Regions from separate parts of the Mus musculus genome. Here region 1 is linked to region 2. Evidence: chromatin loops called from intact Hi-C (ENCODE). Cell type or tissue: gastrocnemius. All regions are shown on one strand.

Region 1 (2,500 bases), 80 kb after region 2:
CAGCATTAGTCACTCAGGGGCCAGCTGGCTTATCAGATTGACAGCCACAGCACTGCAGGACCCTGGCTCAAGTGACCCTGATTTTCCTTAATCACAACCCCAAAGAGCTAAGAATAGAGATGCCGACACACACGCACACCCACACCCACGCTGAGTGTGTTAGGGATGTGCTCTTACAAGCCCAGCATTTGAGAGTCAAGACAGAAAGAATTGCTGCAAAATCAATCAAGGGCAGCCAGGGCTACGGAGCAATAGTGTGTGTGTGTGTGTGTGTGTGTGTGTGTATTCCTCTGTATCTCTGTTTCTCTCACTCTGTACATCTCTATGTATGTGTGTATGTGTGTGTATTCCTCTGTATCTCTGTTTCTCTCACTCTGTATATCTTTATATGTGTGTGTGTGTGTGTGTGTATTCCTCTGTCTCTGTTTCTCTCACTCTGTATATCTCTATATGTGTGTGTCTGTGTGTACCACAGATTTACCAGTCCCAGTCCCAGCTCAGTGACTCTCTAGCATCCTGGGAGAGAGGCAGGACAGATTTTTCTGGCAGTACCCACTCTGTGAGGCCCTCCCGAAAAGGATGGGTATTTTCAATCAAGCTGCTGCTTCTGGACAGAAAGGGCACAGCTGCCTTGGGGCCTCGGGGCACTGTGGGGAGGGTGGAGAAGAGAAAGGCAAAGAAGCCAGTGTGTGAGCTGCCTACTCCCCAGGGACGTGGGCGAGGGAGGGGCAGAGAGGAGAGAGAGGTGGCCTCATGAGTGACTTTCTCTGTTCTGTGTAGTTTAAACAAGAGTAGAGTGAGCTGCCCACTTCTCCAGCAGCTCCCACAGTGGGTCTCCTGAGACAGTCTGAGTCAACAAGTGGAAAAGAACCTGAGAGCAACAATATTTTCTCATCTGAGTGTCCAAGGAGCCAAATATTCCGGTCATACCATGGTCATCAAAACAGCTCTCTCGTTCAGCCCACTGACAGCCGGAGAGAATTTGGCTGGCCTGGTAGCCAAGCGTGCAGCGCCTCCCTCCCTCCCTCACTGGAAGCTGCCTGCTTGGCTGAAGAGGGTGCTTCTTTCCCCAGAGAAGAGGCCCATCTTGAGTCAGGGCTAGAAGAGCAGTAGTGCTCCCCTTCCAGAGCCTCCAGGGAAGCTTTCAAAATGTCATATTACTGTTGTCATCGAAAATCCCTTATCTAAGGGCTAAAGATAGAGTCTGTGGTACAGCACTGGTCTAGCATAGTCAAAGCTCAGAAGCAATGGCTCTGACCCAGCACTACCGGAAGGAGGAGGATGAGAAATGGGAAAGAAGGGGAAGAAAAGGCACGAGAGGAGGAGGGAAGAGGCGAGGGAGGAGGGGAGGGAGGGGGACAAGGAAGAGAAAGAGGGGAGGAAAAGAAAGGGAAGAGGAAGAGGGGGAGAGAAGGAAGAGGTAGAGGAGGAGGAGAAGAGGGAGGGGGAGGAAGGGAAAATGAAAGGGGAGGAGGAAGGGGAGGAGGGAAGGAAGAGAATGGGGAGGAGGGGGAGTTTTGGTCTTTTGAAAGTCTCTTCACAGTCATACCTGCAGCAAGAACTAGGAAGCATTTCCCATTGGGCTGGGGAGCACTGCGGGGCAGGAAGGTGGGGACATTAAATCTTCCCAAGAGATCACAAGAGCCACTAGATGAAAGAGTGAGCCCACACCAGGTTTGCCAGTATGGGTTTCCCACCTCAGTCACTGCTGCCCTAGGAAGATCTGACAGGGCCTTTCCCGAGGCTGGGCACACTTTAGGGGTAGGCTTTCTTCCTTTCCGGTCACTCTGCCCTGACCCAGAGTGAGCTCTGAAATTCTGGACATCTAATCCTTTTGATTGCTAATTGTGGAAACAATTTGTTGTTGTTTGTTGCTGTTGTTGTTGTAGTTATTGTTGAGACAGGGAGGGCCTCAATAGGTAGCCTTGGCTGGCTTAAAACAACTGGGGAGGGGGGGGGGCGCTGAGTTATCTCTCCAGTTCCTCACAGATAAGTGTTGTTCCTTACAAAGTTTGTCATTGCCTCCCAGATTTGATACTCTCAGGCCTCCTTACTTTGTGCTTGGGGAAAGAGGAGGAGGAGGGGGAAGAGGTGGAGGAGGGGAAAGAGAAGGAATAAGAAAAGGAGGAGGGAGAAGAGGTGGAGGAGGAGGGAACCCTAGGATTCTTTACAAAGCACCTCACCTTGAAATGCCATGGGATATTGAGCCAAACACTGGGCAGGGTCTGGCTCTCGCCACTAGTGTTCTTCCGGCACACAGCCCAGCCATCGGGGCTCTGTACAACGCAATAGTGTGCCTTGTTTTGTAACAAGTAGTCCAAACTGGCCTTGAACTCCCCAAGTAGCCAAAGATGACCTTGAACTTCCAATCTTTTCTGCTTCCACCTTCCCCGTGCTAGGATCACAGGCGTGCACCACCGTGCCCTGTTCCAGCATGCTAGCTACTGAGCGGGCTGAATGCTCAGCCCCCCTGATATGTTCCTTTCTCACAGGGACATGT
Region 2 (2,500 bases):
GCCCAGGACGACAGGATCTTGAGACTGTCACTTTCAGCTGCACACCGGCTGAGCCACCCACTAACGGCTCTCGGCCATTCCTGCAACTGCTATTCCCCTCCCCACTTAATTTCCGCCCCCTCATCTACCCTCAAGAGACTCCAGTGTGCCCCAAAACTGTTCAGCAAAGCCACAGAAACTGTCAGATATGCAACATTTGGTCTACTGGCTCAAGGGGGTGGCCCACACACATCCGCAATAGTCAAGGGCAGAACAGGGCACAGAGAGGTCAGGCTTTCCCCCGTGGGGTCTAACCTTTGAGGTGGGGCGAGTGGTGAGCAAGGGCCAGAAACCTCACTAGGATTCAGTTCTGTGCCACCAGGGGGGACCGCATTGAGAATCACACATGAAGAAGTCAGAACACCTGGTATCTGTGTCCCCAACCAATGGCCTCGAATGAACTCGGCAAGAATTCTGACTTTCTGAGAGGGGATGGGATGGGGGGGCGGGACACCTGGCTGGCCACAGGTGCAGGCTTGCTCTGTCTGAGTCTATGCTATGGAATTGTGTGGAACTGACACACACAGAGAGCATCAGAGGGCTGGAGAGATAGCTCAGGGCTTCAGCACTTGCCATGCAAGCCTGAAGACAGGGGTTCAGATAACCAGAAGCCAGCATAATTGCTGGGTGGGCGTGGCAGCCTCCAAAGGAAGAGACATTGGTAAGCCCTGGATTTGCTGAGAGATTCTGTCTTTGTGAATGAGGCAGAAGAGGCCTGGAGGACCTTTCCCAAAGCCATGTGCCTCCACACACACCTGAGTGCACTCACGCAAACATGCTAGAACCCAGCCTCAGGGTGGTAGGTACAAAGACAGGCCAATCTCTGTGCATGAGTTTCTGTGCATGCGTCTTTGGGTATGCGTCTTTCTTACCCCGTCCCTGTGAGCACCGGAGCTAAATCTATGTTAAACTCTCAATAATATGCCTCCTCCTGAAAGCCATCCCCTTGGCAAAGTCAATCATCATACCTGCACCTGAGTGGAAGTCTCAGAACGAGCCCCAGACTCTGTTCCCACAGAGGCTGACAGATCTTTTTGCCACATGATAAGAAGAAGGTGTGTGGGTAGTTTTGATTATAAACTTGATAACATTTAGAATCATACGGCAATGGAGTCTCCTTGAGGAATTGTCTAGAATAGGTTGGCCTGTGGACATGTTGCGTGAGACACCATGACCAAGGCAACTCTTCTAAGGACATTTCATTGGGGCTGGCTTACAGGTTCAGAGGGTCAGTCCATTATCATCAGGGCAGTAGCGTGGCAGCATCCAGGCAGGCATGGTGCAGAAGAAGCTAAGAGTTTTACTTCATCTGAAGGCTGCTAGTGGAAGACTGGCTTCCAGGCAGCTAGGATGAGGGTCTTATAGTCCATACCCACAGTAACACGCCTACTCCAACAAGGCCACACCCACTACAACAGGGCCACAACTCCTAATAGTGCCACTCCCTAAGCCAAGCATATTCAAACCATATCACAAGGGCAGAGAAACCCTAGAGCATGACCCAGTCCCCTCTAATAACAGGGGAGTATTAAGCCATCTGCTTGGCACTGACTCTTAATTAACCTGGAACCTGGAACTGACATAGAGACACACACCACACCACCTTTGACCCCCTTCTGGGAACCACTAAACTATCATGGTCAAATATTGACTTATCATACAAAAATGATGGCTAATATGGATTGAGTGTACGACACATGCCAAGTGACATGCATGAACCTGCAACCCCTGCAGGAAGCAGGGGCTACTCCCCTCTCTGCTGTCAGAAGATGTGAGAACTAGAGAGAGCTGGACCTGAACTGTCCACCTGCAAAGGCCCATGGACTTATGGCTCGGTGCCATCAGGAAGTAGCAGAGCTAAAGGGATAAGGCCTGTGGCTAGAGAGATGGTTCAGCAGCTAAGAGCGTTGCTGCTCCTCCAGAAGATGCAGGCTCAGCTCCCAACACCCACAACTGTTGTTAACACCCTCCTGTGGCCTCTCAGGGCATCAGAAACACCCCCACACATCAAAAATTAATGATAATGATAATAATAAAGAGGTTAGGGCATTCAGAAGGTAAAGGCAAGCAGATCTTTGAGTTCAAGGCCAAGCTGGTCTACATATATAGGTCTAGGACTATAGAGAGAGACCCTGTGTCAAAACAACAACAACAAACCAAACCCATGAGGCTTGGCTGGCATTAAAGTCTTTGGTCATTAGGTACATGCCTTCAAAGTGCACTGTGGGATCCTGGCTTCAGCTTCTTCCTTCTCTATCCCCGCACCCAACTCCACCCCATCTTGATAAGGTCTCATGTAGCCCAGGCTGACCTCAAGTTTGGTAAGTAACCAAAGATGACTTTGAACTTGTGACCCTCCGTCTCTGCCTCCTATGTGCTAAGGCAGCAATATAATGCCGTGCCCAGGACTTTATGCTGGGAAAGCCAGTGTCTTGCCTCTGAGGCTCCTTTCTCTCTTGCT

Evidence for each region. Hi-C counts contacts between places; a loop is a spot of excess contacts. Peaks named below come from ENCODE experiments on the same cell type or tissue, not always from the same donor. Only the 100,000 strongest peaks of a DNase experiment are listed, where the experiment ranks them.
Region 1: a loop joins it to region 2, with 1.8 times the contacts of the local background. A loop is called at or near these places in 2 of 42 quality-filtered maps.

Annotation. Positions count from the first base shown.
Region 1 is chr17:29,060,995-29,063,494 of GRCm38, reverse strand. All of the region lies in intron 1 of Trp53cor1 (tumor protein p53 pathway corepressor 1), which reads left to right. Among named protein-coding and RNA genes, the nearest start is that of Gm41556, 5.9 kb to the right of the region's middle. In gastrocnemius, a CTCF peak has its summit at 1,029; DNase peaks (open chromatin) are centred at 61 and 670; H3K4me3 peaks cover 753 bases; H3K27ac peaks cover 1,778 bases.
Region 2 is chr17:29,141,194-29,143,693 of GRCm38, reverse strand. The region is part of intron 9 of Rab44 (RAB44, member RAS oncogene family); the gene reads right to left. Among named protein-coding and RNA genes, the nearest start is that of Rab44, 28 kb to the right of the region's middle. In gastrocnemius, no CTCF peak of the experiment used is centred here; no DNase peak of the experiment used is centred here.